2 separate regions of the Mus musculus genome follow, and region 1 is linked to region 2. Evidence: chromatin loops called from intact Hi-C (ENCODE). Cell type or tissue: heart. All regions are shown on one strand. Each heading gives the region's core, and the rest is flanking DNA. Links, peaks and the distances in the headings are about the cores only.

Region 1 (5,000 bases), core at 1-5,000, 81 kb before region 2:
CCTCTTCCTGGGCTCTGTTAAATAAACACCCTTTTCCCAAGCTCTGGGTGGGTGAGCATATAGCTCAAAGCTGATCACAGACCTCAGTGGGACTCCATGGGGCTGGCCCCTTGCCCACAAGGCAGTCCTTGGCACCTGGGGCAGAGGCTCCTCTGAAATTCTTTGGGCACAGGAACGTGGCCTGTTTGTGGCTGATCCTTGGGAGCCTTGTTCTGCACAAGTTGCCAATCTGATGGTGAACTGGGTAATGTCTGCCCCGGCTGCCACATGGAAGTAGGTGACACTCATACCTCACACATTGACCATACATGTAATAGCAGGCAGACGTCTTGAGACAACATAATTGGGGAAACCCTTGTGGACTAGCATTTTTAGCCTGAAACTCCCATAACACCAAAGAGGCAATCACTCTCCCTCCTGGGTGTGTAGGCGACATTACAGTTTCATGGCATTCGTGAGGGTACCAGTTTACAAACCGTGACAGGGACTTTTCATGTTGAAGGTGACTCTCTCAGGTCTTGCTCTGTAAACCTACCTCCTGACATGGTCACTCTCACTGCGTGTGGGTTCAAAGGTTACTTCTCTTTAGCGAGGATCACAAACTCCGTTTCATCCTTTCAGACAGAGTGTCAAGACCTTTACTGGCTCCCCACAAGGGCAGCCCATCCCAGGCCAGCAACCTGACAGAGCCCCGGGGAACATGTCTTCATGTCCAGCCCTAACGGTGGATTTTTCAAGAGCTTATGGGACACAAGAAGTAACTCAAGAGACTTGTGTGCAGCTAGCTGTTGTCCTCAGGAGCCAACACTAAGGTCTGGGGTGTCATGTGACTAGCTAGATGACACCAATCAGTTGGTGGCCGAGCTAAAACTCAAGAGTCCCAAATCATAACCCAAAGGCATCTCTCTGTTAGTCATTAGCTTGGGACGTGTGAGCTCTTGGCCTCGGCTCCGGTAAGAACTGCCTCTCTGTCTCACATGGTGGCTGTGTGGGAAAAAAACGTGAGCATGTCCTCTCAGGGTAAAACCCCCTGTGTTATTCCCCATACACCAGAGTCTGCCCAAGGCTCAGAGACAGGGCATGGCGCCCTCAGCAGGGCCTCCACCTCTTGCCATCCCCGCAGGCCCAACCCCAGCCTCCCAGGGCTGCTGGTACCTCTGTGACCAGCTGCAAGTCGTTCACGTAGTTCTCCTCCGTGACAATGAGTTCATGGATGTAGCCTTGCCGCTTCCTCTCAGTCGGGGTCAGCATATCTAAGAGATGCAGGTCTGAGCACCCTGCAAGACACAACCATTTAGGAGAACTTTTAGTCCGAGGCTGGGGAAGCCCACAGCTCCACAGCGAAGACTCCCGAAGGTCCTTGTGACTATGGAGGTGGCACCATGGTCTCATCAGCTTGGGGTTGTGGGTTGAGTTGTAGAAACAGGAGTGGCACAGCCCGGCGTAGAGACCCCACACATCACTGTCAATTCCAGAAGCAGAAAAGCAGCACAGAGCACCCAGAAGGGGGACCATTCTGCTCGCACCCCGACTTCGGACTTTCTACTCTGGAACTGTAAGGGGATAAATCCCCCTTGTGTTACACCATAAAGTTTGTGGTCATAAATCCAAGTAGCAAACACATGCTCCATCAGAAGCACGGAAAGGGTTAAATGACCCGCTAACACCCACCAGAGCTCCCACGCCAGCCACTGTTTCGGGAGCTGACCGCTGCCTTGAGTGGTTCTCAAAATTTCCAGAATCATCTTCATGATACAGACAAGGAAACCAGGGCTCAGAGAGGCCAGCTCGCCCCTGGTCCTCCTGTCCACAGTGGTAAGGAACGGAGAGTCCAAGAGAGTCCAGAGGCCGTGCATGGTCTCTAGACCCTATGTCCACAGCAGGCTTCTTTCAGGTATGTGGTTATCCGGAGACCAGCTTTTAGAGTCTACAGTAACTGTGCCAAGGCTCTTGGTGGATATGAAGACCAGGCAGATGCGTGCAGACATGACCGGGAAGACTCTTCAGGCGAGGACGCTGTGGGGTACTCGTGGAAGCTGAGCAGTAGGCCTCAAGCAAATTGGAAAGCCCTGCCAGCCGCAGGCAGCTCCCACGAGGCCTTTGTAGAGGCCGAGGCTGCTGGAAGGGAAGGCCCTTAGCTGCCCTGAGCTAGGCTAGCTCTCTGTTCACTTAGCTTCTTATTTGGAGTTCTGTTCACACAGGACCTTTGTGACTTATCAGTGCAGACACCCTGCCGCAGATGCTCAGATTTTCAGTAACAGTCCATGAGTAGGGCTGGTCCCCCCCCCTTTTTTTTTTTTTACATAAAAGTGGTCCCCCCGGGGGCTGGTGAGATGGCTCAGCGGTTAAGAGTGCTGACTGCTCTTCCAAAGGTCCTGAGTTAAAATCCCAGCAACCACATGGTGGTTCACAACCATCTATAACAAAATCTGATGCTATCTTCTGGAGTGTCTGAAGACAGCCACAGTGTACTTACATATAATAAATAAATAAATATTTAAACAAATTTTAAATAATAAAAAAGTGGTCCCCCACATATACTTTTTTTTTTTTATTAGATGATCTTTATTTAATTACAGAACTTGAATTTGTAAAATACATATGCTGAGAGGTGGGGGTGTGCCTTCCTGCCACTTGTCACAAGGGGGCGCAATAGAACACTGTGACTTCTTCCTCCCGCCCTCCCCCCTCCCACTCATCCCCTCCCTCCCCCACCCCCCACCCCCGACCACATTCGCCCTTGCAGCACCTGCAAATGCTCTGGGTCTGTAAACAAATGACCAGAACTTCGCCAAGTAGCCTTTCTCTGGGAGAGGGAGGGGCCCAGGGCACTGCGATTTAACACACCCTCCACGCCCTCCAGTGAATCCTCAGTGAGAAAGCTCCTGGGGCCTACCAAGGGCTCCTCAGGGATTCCTCCCTCGCACACGGGGCTTGTCTGGGTTGAGGACTGAGAGAGTCTTACATACAGCTACCTAACGAGAATTATCCGTCAAGGGAATCGTGGTATCAGATCTTGGTGAACTGGTCTCAGCTTCCAGACTTCCTAGAGTTACAGTGGTAGGTTTTGCTCCCTCCCCTTTCTGCACCATTCGGTTTGTTTCTCATTGGGATGGAACAGCCCAGGGTAGCCAAGACGGTGCCAGGAAACCGGCGGGAATTAAGCTATCGTTATAGAAACGCTCTCCACGCCTTCCCATCCACCACTGAGCCTGACCTCAAAGCTGCAAGGTGAGTTAGACTCCATAGCCTGCACTTGTCTCTAAACTTGGGCTCAGTCACACAGATGGCTCAGCCTGCTATGGCGCCTTCTCAAACATCTGTCTTAGCAATGCCCCCCAGAAGGAAGCCAGATCCAAAAGTCCCCCAGCAGCCGGGTGAGCGCAGGGTTCTGGGATGCCGAGACTCCTCCCACTCACTCCACTTCTTTATCCTTTAACCTTTCTTTTTGAGAAAGTCACCTAGGAAACGCTTGAGCTGTGGAAGGCATATTCAGTCCCTGCCCTATTTTAATCCATTGTCCTAAGGGTGAATCCAAGAACCCGGGACTCGGGCCATTTCTTGTTCAATAGCTAAATGTGGCCCCAGCATTTGTGGCTGGGTCCCTCGTGGACACAGTCCCCGTGCTTCCAGTGTTCTCCTGCCCGCAGGGATAGGAGAACTCTTGCACAGTGCTCAGCACCAACATCAACAGTGGGCCAGCAAGTCTCACAAATGTCCCGTTACATCACGGTCCCCTTGGGGCAGCTGTTGGGCCCTGTGGGCTCTTGTACCCAGCTATAAAAAGCCCTATGCACTATACGAAATACCCACACACATTTTGCATACAATTTTTTGGCTTCAGAAGCCTGTTTGCAAGCTGAGAGTGGTGGCGCACACCTTTAATCCCAGCACTCGGGAGGCAGAGGCAGGCAGATTTCTGAGTTCGAGGCCAGCCTGGTCTACAGAGTGAGTTCCAGGGCAGCCAGGGCTACACAGAGAAACCCTGTCTCAAAAAAACAAACAAACAAACAAATGCCTGTGTGCTGCCTCATTTCTTCCTTTGGTGATTTTGTGATCTTCGCCATGGCTGTGCTGAGTCGTGCTGCACTGCAGGATGAAGGCAGGTGCCGGCCTTCCAGGGTCCATCTCAGACCTTGGAGATGCAAAGGTTTGACACTGGAAGTGGTGTCTCCTCTAGTGAAAGGTTCCCCTGCTGAACACACTGCTGCCTCCTAGGCTGAAGCTGAAGCTGACACTGCTATTTCTCTCCGCTCCCCAGGTAGTGCTGGCCCTTCAGGCTGAAGGTGGTGTTGCGCACCCTGCAGGTTGAAGGTGGTACTGCACCCCAAGCTGGAGGTGGTGCTGCACCCCACATGTGGGCTAAAGGTTCTACTGTTCCCACCCCAAGGCTGAAGATAGTACTCTGTCGTTCCCCCCCAGGCTGAAGGTGGTATTTGTATACACACACACACACACACACACACACATACACGGGTCACGGTGGTATTGTCCCCCCACAGGCTAAAGGTCATATTGCCCCTACAAGGCTGATGGTTGTACTGTTTGCCCAGGCTGAAGGTGACACTGCCCCTCTCCAAGTTAATGTCATCCTCATAGTACATCGGGAAGTTACTGCATCCCACCCGCAAGGCTGAGTGTATTCCTGTTCTAACAAGAAAGCAAAGGCTGGAATTGTCAGGTTGGCCCAGGAGTAATGGACTAAAATACACAGGACAGAGAGCCCTCACCACCTGCCAAGAGTCCCTGCTGAGAAATGCCAACTGCTTTCTACAACAAGGGAGTCATGACCAGAAGACACAAGGATGACTGAGAAACTGGAATGAGGTCCTGTTGGGAGAGATGCCTGCCTCTTTGGGATTCTGGAGGCTCCTCTGGGTACAAGTTCTGGAGAACAGCAGGAGGTGCAGGAACATGGCTCAGGGCCAGCTCTGGATGCACTTGAGGGCTGCGGTACACCTTGCCCTAGACAGAGCAGCCTTTGGATGTACACAGCACCC
Region 2 (10,740 bases), core at 2,664-7,663:
TTATAAATACTTTTATTGAGACTCTTTTGTGCCCACTCATCTCAGGATGAGAACCAGCTGCTTTGAGGACACAGTGTCAAAGATGCAAGAATTGCAACTGCTGTGCAGCCCGCAACACACATCCACGCTGCTTATCTGAGGACTCGTGAGTGGCCGACGAGCCTACACTGTGGATTACCTTACTCCTCATGGAAATGTTTATGGCTCCCTGCCCTGGAAGATCACAACTATCTCTACAATTGGAACCCTTGTTGTAGCATCAAAATAGATCCAACAACTAAGACAGAATTGTACCGAATGCCAGAACTGAGCCTTGACCTGGCAGACAGTCTCTGTGGCAGCACACGCACACACAGAGTGGGCATCGGTATTACAGTGCCGCTCACAGGAAGCTCTCGAGACAACTGAAATCTCAACTCCACAAACTCGATTACGTGCCTCCGTGTCTGCGGAGGGAACCTGAACACATGGAAAAGATGCAATTATATGGAGTCCGATGCTTTGTGTCCAACGGAGAGAGACTTAGCACTGGCTCTCACACTTAACTGGTGTATAACCACACAGCACTGAAACACATCTCTAAGAGGAAGAGAAAGCATTAAAAGGCTCACAGACCTTCTCTGTAGCAGCACACGCACACACGTGCTCTCTGTCGATTGTGTGCCGCTCTTCATCATGGTATAACTTACTCATGGTATAACTTACTCTTAAGTACTCTTCTTGATATTTCAATATTGTTACATCATTTGTCCCTTTCTTTTCCTCCCTGTTACATGTGTGTATATATGTTTATATTACATATATATGTAACAAATTCCTAAATAACTATAACCTGCTCAGTTTCTTTAATATTGTTTGTATATGTGTTTCAGGCTCGTCAACATGGCTGCCTAAACCTAGTCTGAACAACAATGACACCAGTAGATGTGCTCACGTGGATGGAGGAGAGCTCTCAAGGCCTCAACCCTACACAAAGAACTGCAGGCCTTGTTTTTTTGAAAGCACGGGATAACATATACATCAGATTATGTGAAAGGAAAGGAGTGTATGTCTAGCCAGCTGTGTCAGCTAAGTCACCGGGACATACTCAGAGGAAGAGAGGGTCACTCTACAGATGGGCCAGCTGGCATCCTAACACACTCTAAGGAGCCAGAATTTGAAGACACCAAGACGTCTGTCTGTGAAAACAGAGCAGGACATTGAGGGGGACCCATTCAGAACAGATGTTGGCACACGCAGCAGCCATGTGCATTTGCTGCCCGCTGTGCCATGGGTCAGTTAGGATGCAGGAATGTGCACAGTCCTTGAAAGAGCTTTATAGCATTTGCTCTCTCTGACTTATTTGTTGTTTTTCATCCTGGTATAATGTATTTTTAGATATCTTGAGTTATAATATCATTAGAATATCATTTGTCCCTTCCTTTTCTTCCCTAATTGTTGTTACATATGTTTATGTGTGTATTCATATGTATGTTACATAAACACATAAAAAATTCCTAAATCATTATTACCACTCAGTTCAAATAATCCTTTTCTATGTCTATGTTTTCAGGCTCATCATTGTGTCTAATATACTAAAAATGGCAACAACACCTGTGAGCACAGGCGCGGATGACAGACAAGCACAGCCTGGTTACTCCTCTAAGTCACTGGCCTGCTGTTCAGGACATAAGACCACTACACCTGTAGTGGTTGAAGCTGCTGAACCAGATTAAGAAGCTGTAAGTGTCTGTTCTTATGTCCAAGCATACCAATGACTGCCAGTATCTGGCTTGTAGATAAAATTTACACCTTACATACTTGCTGGAACTAGTTGGAATACTTCAAATCTTATGCTTTGCTATAGTTTTTAAAAGGATTTACATTCAAGTGTATAGGCCATATCTTCGGAATATAGGTAATACCTCTATCACTCATAAAAAATACATCCTGGGGTTAGAGATATGGTGCACTGGTTAAGAGCACTGACTGCTCTTCCAAAGGTCATGAGTTCAAATCCCAGCAACCACATGGTGGCTCAAAACCATCTGTAATGAAATTGATGCCTTCTTCTGGTGTGTCTGAAGACAGTTACAGTGTACTTATATATAATAAATAAATAAATCTAAAAAAAAGCTTTAAAAGAGAAACAACTTAAAAAAATATATCCCAACATGAAAGAATATTAAACTAGTTCACAATAAAACACTAATACCAACTAATACCAATAATGTTCTTAAGAAATATTGAGTGTGTATGGAGCACAGTGTCAAACATGCCCTCTCAGAACGACATTAACTAAGACTTTTTCAGTGCCTGCAAAGGCGCGCACGTGTGTGTGTGTGTGTGTGTGTGTGTGTGTGTGTGTATGTATGTGTGTGTGTCTGTGTGTGTGTGTATGTGTGTGTGTGTCTGTGTGTGTCTGTGTGTGTGTGTCTGTGTGTGTGTATGTGTGTGTGTGTGTATGTATGTATGTGTGTGTATGTGTGTGTGTCTGTGTGTGTGTGTGTGTGTGTGTGTGTGTGTGTGTGTGTGTGTATTTATGCCTAAAATCACGAAGCACTGCTACTTCTGGAAAAGTGTGGCGCGCAGAGAGCTGATTAGTGTTAGATGAACGTGTGCATCTATCATGGAGACAGGGTTCAAGAGCACAGCAGCCTGAAGGCCTCCTCCAGTCATTTTTTAAAAAGTCATTTTTTAAAAAGTCATTTTTTTCTCATCTGGAAGTAAAAATTATGATCATAAATAAGCAATACAAAGCAATGTTTAAAGAACCACAATTAAAACGTTCTGTGTAACAGATCAACCCACACAGGCTACACAAGCAGTTTGCCCATGATCTGCCACTAGGTATCTTCTGTCACCAGCTGCCATTTGTCCCTCTGCCACTGGGTAAAGCTTAGCTGTGTACAGACAGTGATTTCTCACTCACACAAACCTAAACGGCACCTTTCTGACTGGTATCATGCCAGAGTCGACCCTGATCATGTCTTAATAAAATGCTAGCGGAGTAGACAGGTCTCAAACCTTAGAGGCTGCTGCATGTTCTCTGCATACTGGCTGGTCCAGACAGCTCACCCTCCTTCCCTTCCACTTGCCAGGACGGGATGGCTCACGAGAGGTCTCTAATCACCTTCATTAAAGATTACGCTTTTTATAGCATTCAATTAGGTAGTTTTAAGTACTCACAATAGATATTTGGGAAGTTATCTGAAAAGCTTCTCTACTCTTTTCACAGATAAGAATAATATGCTTTAGATATTATTAGGATATTATTTATCCAAAGAAATTTTTATCTAATTCTAAAACAATCTAATATTATTTAGATATTATTAGGATAACAGTATCAATATGCTTTAGAAAACCCACTGAGATCCTGGAAATTAATTCTTAGCCTTTCCTTTCATAGACAAAAAAATGATATCCAAAGAGATGAGCAGCAGGCAATGAGGACAGCAGAGTCACTCCTTCCACACCCGGTACCCTGCATCCAGCCTCCATGTCTGACCGAGGGAACAGCCTCTTCAGCAGAGGCACATTGGAGAGACTCGGGACGCCCTGGGCACAGCTCCTTCTCTACCGCTGTCCCACTGACCGGTGCAAGAGGGTTCAGGCCTGTTTTCTAGTTTACCAACAGGAGACAGGGTGAAGACAGAAGTAGTGGGGGATAAGGTAATGTGGATAGAGTTACCAGTACTTGAAAACACAGCAGAGCTGAAACAATGAACCCTACCTAGAAGTAAGGAAGTAGACAAGGCATCAGGAAAATACTCTTTCTTGACTCGGTATCTAGAAACGAGCTCTACTTAAAGCAATGACTATATTTTTGCTTGTAAATACCTGTTAAGTGTCCACTCATAGTTTTGTCGTGGCTGTTGAATAACTGCCTGTATTTCAGCCTTGATGACTGAGGCACAGCCCATTCTGCTGCTGGAGGGGCGCTGTGGGGAAAGAAGAAGGAGAGGGTGGTTGGTGCACTGTGAGCACAGATTGCTGGGGTTCAAACATGTCTGTCTAAGGTTGGCGGTGTTGACTTTTCTCTCCTGGTGGGGTTGGGGTCAAACCCAGGGCCCCGTCGAGGGAAAGTCCTGCCACTAAGCCAGTCATTGTGCCTCTACACATCAGTATAGACATCTTTCAAGAAGTAAATTAGGGGCTGGAGAGACAGCTCAGCAGTTAAGAGTGCTTGCTTCCAGGACAGAGGTCCAGCTGCCAGCACCCAAGTCACACAGCCCACAATTCCTTGTGACCCAGCTCATGGGCTCCAACACCTTCTCCTGGTGTTCTGAGAGCATCTGCATTCACAGGACACAGACACAGACACAGACACACACACAGGAAATCTTTAAAACACTAGCTAAACTTTTTTTTATAAAGAAAAACAACAAATCAGGTGACCGTCTCATATTCTACATATTATTTAATAATTCAAAGGTTCCAGTAACACATGGAAAATATTCCCAGAGCTGAGGCATTATATACTGCCCAGGTTTTTGCTAAGCATTCAGGAATTTCTCCTTTAGTTAAAAAGCAATGCTAACAACTGACTTTTTAAAAGTACACTTCAAAATATTTACCTTTCTCTACAACAAGTTATCAAAATATACTCATTTCTTTTTTGTTTTTCCATTTATTTATCTACTTGAGGGGTGTGTGTGTGTGAGAGAGAGAGAGAGAGAAGAGAGAGAGAGAGAGAGAGAGAGTGCACACATGACATGACCCATGGACCCATGTGTAGAGGCCAGAAGACAATCAGCAGGAGTTGGTTCTCTCTGTTTGCCCCATGGGTTCTGGGAATGGAACCCAGGTCCTCAGACTTAGAGGCAGACACTCTTGCCCTCTGAGCTGCCTTACTGTCCCTGGGAGCCACTTCTTAATAAAGTCGGATATTTCCTGCTGGGAGGTTTAAATTCCTGGCAGAGCAGTGGAGCCGGCATGGGGCTCCACTTTCCTGACTGTAATCCAACACTGATGTCTTCTTGCCAATGAGCTCCAACACTGACCCGAGGTAACCCTGCTAACAGTGAGACCACACAAGTATCACACTGACATGGACAGTCTGTGAGAGTCTCACGGCTGGTCAAGTAGCTCCATCAACACAACGAAGACAGGAAAGTGGCATTCCATGTGGAAGGCAGATAAGTAAGGCTCCACATGTCTTCTCCTTCCATGCTTACAAAGAATCATGTCACACACCAAATCAAGATTTAGGCACAGAATGAAGTTTTCGCTGTCATTCATTAACACCTGTGGTGTCCATGTGGTTACACTCACAATGTAAAGTCCCTGAGAGTCAACAGATTCCACCTTCCTGACTTCCCGTAAGTTCATAACGAGAACACTTACCACGCTGGACGCTGCTGTAAGTACTTCTGCAACACTTCTCTCATTCTGTCTCACTGATGCTTGGCTAATGCCAAACCCTGCCTGTTGACTAAAAGCTAACTATCTGCCCCTGCACAGCAAAGATAAAGGGTGTTGCACAGAGACACTCTTCGCTCTTCCAGAGTGTTATCAAGCAACAGCTGTCTACCTCATTCCTCCGAGCAGAAGCAGACTGAAAACTCAAGAGCACCTTACCTGAAAGCTAGGGAGCTCCATTATGAAATCGTCACAACTTCACAGTATTGAAAAGATCACTACACATGTAGAAAACTCAACCATCTAAAGACTTTAATATTTGCTGACCATCTGTTAGTCATCCTAGCATTATAAAGCAATTTTAAGGCAGAATTCAAAATCATGTGAGAAAAGTCAAAAACACATGAAACTCCAGTTTGAGATAGGGAGGAATTTTAACATGAATATGAGCTTAAATCTCAGCTGTAGAAAACAGCAAGGAGTAAAAGAAACATATGACAGACAACATGAAACTATGGTTGGTCACATATAAGAAATGAGACTGTAGAGACTCTCCAACGTGAGCCACATATGTGACCGGGGACAGTCATCTGAATGGCGCAGTTCACCACAATCTGGTTACTACTATTTTACCACTAAGGCAGACAGACTGTGAGATTATGACAGTATTAAAAGCAAGACCAACTTTGGCTCAAATCTCATATAAAAAATTCATAAGCTTTTAAATGATTAATACAAGATCATTAATTGGCTTTCCTAGCTCCCCAGAGACTGTTCTAGTCCGTCCAGTTGTGTTTCTTTTCTGGTGCTGCTGCTGAGCACAGCTCTCACATGTGGCATGCTCTTTCTGCCTCTCAGCAGTACACCCAGCCGGTACTACCATAATTCTGTTTGTAAAAAAATTAGGACAATGGCATGCTCTTCATTTGTCATCCTCAAGAAATAAATGATGAGTTATAATAACATTATGTAGAACTTTAAAAGGTGTTATTAGCACTCTATAAAATTAAACAAGGTAAAAGTAAAGGCTGGGGCTGGACAGACGGTCCAGTGCGTTAGAGCACTGCTGCTCTTGCAGGACTCGGGTTTGATCTCCAGCAGTCACACAGGGGTTCATAACTGTGTCGGTACGTCAAGTCCAGAGGCTCCAGCTCCCTCTACTGACCTCCATGGGCGTCAGGAATGTGGTACACATACATACATGTGTATATGTAGGTACAAGCAAGCAAAACCATAAAATAAACCTTTAAGAAAATTAAGAAGGACAAAATTCATTTAAAGAAAATCAAATAATGCTTTAAGTAACTGCATTAAAAACAAGCAGTCTTGCTGGAGAGATAGCTCAGCAGTTAAGAGCACTCACTGTCTGCTCTTCCAGGTCCTGCTCTTCCATGTGGTTGCAGGTCCCAGCAACCACATGGTGGCTCAGAACCATCTGTAATAGGATCTGATGCCCTCTTCTGGTGTGTCTGAAGACAGCTGCAGTGTATTCATATACAAAAAAATAAATAAATTTAAAAATAAAAACCAAGCAGTCTTACCTGGCGACATCGAATGATTGTGCCTTCTGTAACTTAGTGTTTAATTGTGACCCTGGACCAGATCTGCTGAAGGAAGAACTCTTTGGCAATGTGGCTGCTATAAAAATAAAACATTGATTAGTTTTAATTCTATAAAATTAAGAAACGTCCCTTAGTTCAAACATCTAGACATGAAGTCATAACTCTGAAGCAGTGGCCCCTCCTTCCCCTAGCACGGAGTCACAGCCACTACCCCATACCCTGTCTTCTTGCCAAAATAAAACACTCCTAGATTTATTTGCTCTGCTAAGAATCACCTGACTGAGCATAAGGCTGACATCCATAAAATTTTACTCTTCACTGAACATTTAGTATCACATTTTGTAGGTACTGTTCCAAGTAAGATGGCATTTTCTTACCATCAAAGGAGCTAAAATATTAGTTCCAGATGTAGCAGCCAAGAAGTCACAGGCTTCCCAGTCTTGGCCAGATGCCTTGTAATGCTAGGGAGGAGCAGATCTGTGTGTGATTCCCATCTGACCTGATGAGACCCTAGCCATAGCCTCTCCCCTCGACCTTGCCACAGCACAAAAGAGAACAAGTGTGTGGGTTTGCTCACACCACTGGGACAGTTACATGAACGATGTTGGCTGCTATCATGTGCAGCCTTACATTTAGAACTTGCAACGGACAGACAGATGAGGCGTATTAGACTCCTCCTCTCACTGGGAACACACACGCATGCTAAGTGCAGGCTGCTCAGGTACAGCAATAGTGACACAGATCTAACGGTAAAGCCTATGCTGCTGGTACTACTGAATTTGCTCAGATATCCAAAGAGCTTTTTAGAAAGAATCCCATTCTTCTATATATTCGGTATGATTTGTTAGGCCAAGGCTATCTATAGTTATAGTTGATGCTTTAATTATAGGAAAAGACTTTGAATAAAGTTTCAAAATGAAATTAGCTAAACCAGAATCCAAAATAACTACATCCGTTCCTTCAATTAAGCAAGTGTTAACGGTGTGAGCTTAATCTATTTGGCCACTTAGTTGCCTCTCTTTCCCACTCTGCCCAGTTCTACCTGTTCAACACTGCTCGGTTTTCCTCACTGTGGAATTCTATTCTGTGGCTGGTGTATTAGCAACTAACTCATGGAAGTTAAAGAATAGAAGTAACTGATGAATGAAAATACGGAATGTTCAAATACTGCCCATCGCTGCTGCTCTTATTGGGCCCTTGGAAGGCGAGTCAGCTCTTGGCTCTCACCACTGGGTTTCTCTGTCTGTTCCACAATGACATTTATTTTCTTTCCTTTCAGTCTTAGCACGCGTCATGTCATACGCTGGGTGGAAAGGAGAACTCAAATAGAGATTTACCATCCCTTTGTCTGTGGTAACTAGACAGTGGCAAAACACATTTAACCAGAGAAACGTAGGCACGTACCAGGATGCGCAAACGCAGGCAGAGGCTGTATGACGGGAGGAGCCCCGTTAGCCAGGGGAGGCACTGCTGCTGGAGGGACAGAAGATACTAAGGGTGGAGACATTCCAACAACTGGAATGGAGCCCATTGGCACAGGAGCAACAGCTGTGAGTGGTGGCATGCTAGCAATCCCTCCTATACCTGGAAGAGAAAAGCCCCAGCAAACTCAGCCAGTCACTCGCATGGTGACACTCGCATGGTGACACTCGCATGGTGACACTCGGTACAGCTAGAGGAAGAAAACCTTGTCTCTGCTGCAATATGTCCCCACATAAAACAGTCAGAGGATTCAGAGTACAGCCCATGTACATGCTTGCTTGGCTAATACACTCGGATCTGCTTCAACACTCAACAGTGCACCAAAATGAATGAATGAATGAATGAATGAATGGAAGGAAGGAAGGAAGGAAGGAAGGAAGGAAGGAAATATTACTGAAACACACACCCTTACGTTAAACAGTTGGAAAATACAAAACCTTATGTCAAGAATCACAAGGCCTTGAGTTCTGGTACTCACGTGGCCACTGTCAGCATTGACGTTTCCTGTGTGACCCACACTATTCTCTTAGGGATCAATAGCAAGAAGACTGTACACTCAGCTTGGAGAGGACTTAATCAGGAGGAGGATTGAGAAGAAAAGCATTGGGGTCAGAGATGAGGCTCAGTCAGTAAAGTGTTTTCCTACTACCCAGGAGGTCCTGAGTGCAACCCAGTAGGACACAACCACGTGTGGAGTTACATGCTCACAACCCCATAACTCCAGGGAACTACCATCCTTGATCCAGAGGATTCGTGGAAATTCAAGTCACCCTCGATACAGAGAGAGGCTGAGGCCAGCCTGGGCTACAGAAGATTGTGTTTAAAATAAAATAAAATAAAACAAAACAAAACAGTAATGATGGTAAATGCAAAAGCAACAAATGTACTGTATAGACTTTGGGTCTAGTTAATTTCTGCATGCTATTTTATTTACAAGTTCTTAAAACATAATAAATTTCACAAAAAAAAAGAAAAGAAAAAGGTGCTAAATATAAAGGAAAGTAACAAATCAGTCATTTTACCTGCCTCTCCAAAATATATGATAGCGGGGAGTAACCAAATATTTAATGAGAGAAATAAATCTTTATGAATGCGTTCCAACCAACAAAAGAAGTTGGAGCTAAAACAAATGCTCTTATCTTTTTATATTTAACTCGACTTTAACAGCTGCATGATTTTCCTAAGGCAAAATATTCTTGTAACGTATAGCCAACAGTAGTGGTACATGCCTGTAATCCTAGCGCACGGTTAGAGGCAGGAGGATCAAGCCCAGCCCACTGCTGTGAGAATACCCTAACTGGCCAAGTGCACATCATTGGTGACTGCCTTCTCTGGGCAGCACAGCTTCTCCAGGGCGGTCTGTCCATTACTGTTCTACTGTTCCTTCACAGTTCTGAGCTGACCACTATCAAAGGACACACCTTCTAAGTTCATCATGAATGGCTCATATTTCAGGCCTAGAATCAGATTTTTTTCCAAGAAATTCTGGTTTCCTATAGCAGGAAATGCTATTTCTAGTCCACAATCTGGAATGCCACTGTTGCTGGGATCAACCATTATTTCTAGACCTTTTCAGTGGACAGGGAAAAAAGATGGATAGAAAGATGAATAGACAGAACACATGGACAGGTGGACAGATAAATAGACAGTAGAAATAACAGGTACCCCTTGAGACCCTACAAATTGGTAAAGTTTGTCTGTGCTCCATTTGAAAATTAGTTTTTCAGGATATTAAAATCCTTGCCTCAGTCTTTCCCTAAGACTATTAAACAGGTCACTCAATTTTCTTTTGCAACAAAACACTGTGGTCAACATCTGAAGCTGCTCTATTTTCTTCAGAACTACATCATTTCTTCTTCCATGTGCTCCGATACGTTTAAAGTGGAATATACTTTAGGGTAGTCTTTTCAGGTCGGTACTCTTGGGCACACTCTTTCAAACCTTCCACTTCAAGATAATGGTCCTGAATTTGCTGTACAGTTGCTCTGCTCCCTGGAGGGAGATTCTTCATGAATTCCAGTCCAACTCTTTATCTGTCACTTTCTCTAGCCTTTTTATATCTACTGTTTCATTTCTTCTATTTTAAAAAAGGTTTTATTTCTCTTCAGAATAATATCTCTGGCGTTGCTTCTAGTTTTGTCTTTGTTTTTAGAATAAAAGTTTGATGTTCATTCTTTGCTGAATCCTGCCTCCCTGCTTCTGGCCAATTGAAGCTTCTGGGTTATTTAAGTCTTGGGTTTAAGTTGGTCTCTGAAGCCCTGGATCAGGTCCACAGCACCCTGTGGCTTGATTGAAATGGTGGCATCACTGTCCACTGGGGTGGAGTAGCCTTGGCTGTACAGTGGTTTTCTATAAT

What was found. A loop is a pair of places that touch in the nucleus more often than their neighbours do. Peaks named below come from ENCODE experiments on the same cell type or tissue, not always from the same donor. Only the 100,000 strongest peaks of a DNase experiment are listed, where the experiment ranks them.
Region 1: it touches region 2 in a loop (2.3-fold over the local background); 3 of 42 quality-filtered maps call a loop at or near these places.

Annotation. Positions count from the first base shown.
Region 1 is chr16:91,883,677-91,888,676 of GRCm38, reverse strand. Itsn1 (intersectin 1 (SH3 domain protein 1A)) reads right to left here. Exons shown (of 39, transcript NM_010587.2): 29 at 1,156-1,277. Among named protein-coding and RNA genes, the nearest start is that of Gm52262, 18 kb to the left of the region's middle. In heart, for the core only: CTCF peaks have their summits at 2,605 (motif pointing right) and 4,313; no DNase peak of the experiment used is centred there; H3K4me3 peaks cover 770 bases; H3K27ac peaks cover 961 bases.
Region 2 is chr16:91,799,273-91,810,012 of GRCm38, reverse strand. It overlaps Itsn1 (intersectin 1 (SH3 domain protein 1A)), which reads right to left. Exons shown (of 39, transcript NM_010587.2): 6 at 8,307-8,486; 7 at 6,882-6,978; 8 at 3,820-3,920. Among named protein-coding and RNA genes, the nearest start is that of Itsn1, 75 kb to the right of the region's middle. In heart, for the core only: no CTCF peak of the experiment used is centred there; a DNase peak (open chromatin) is centred at 4,922; H3K4me3 peaks cover 577 bases; H3K27ac peaks cover 1,611 bases.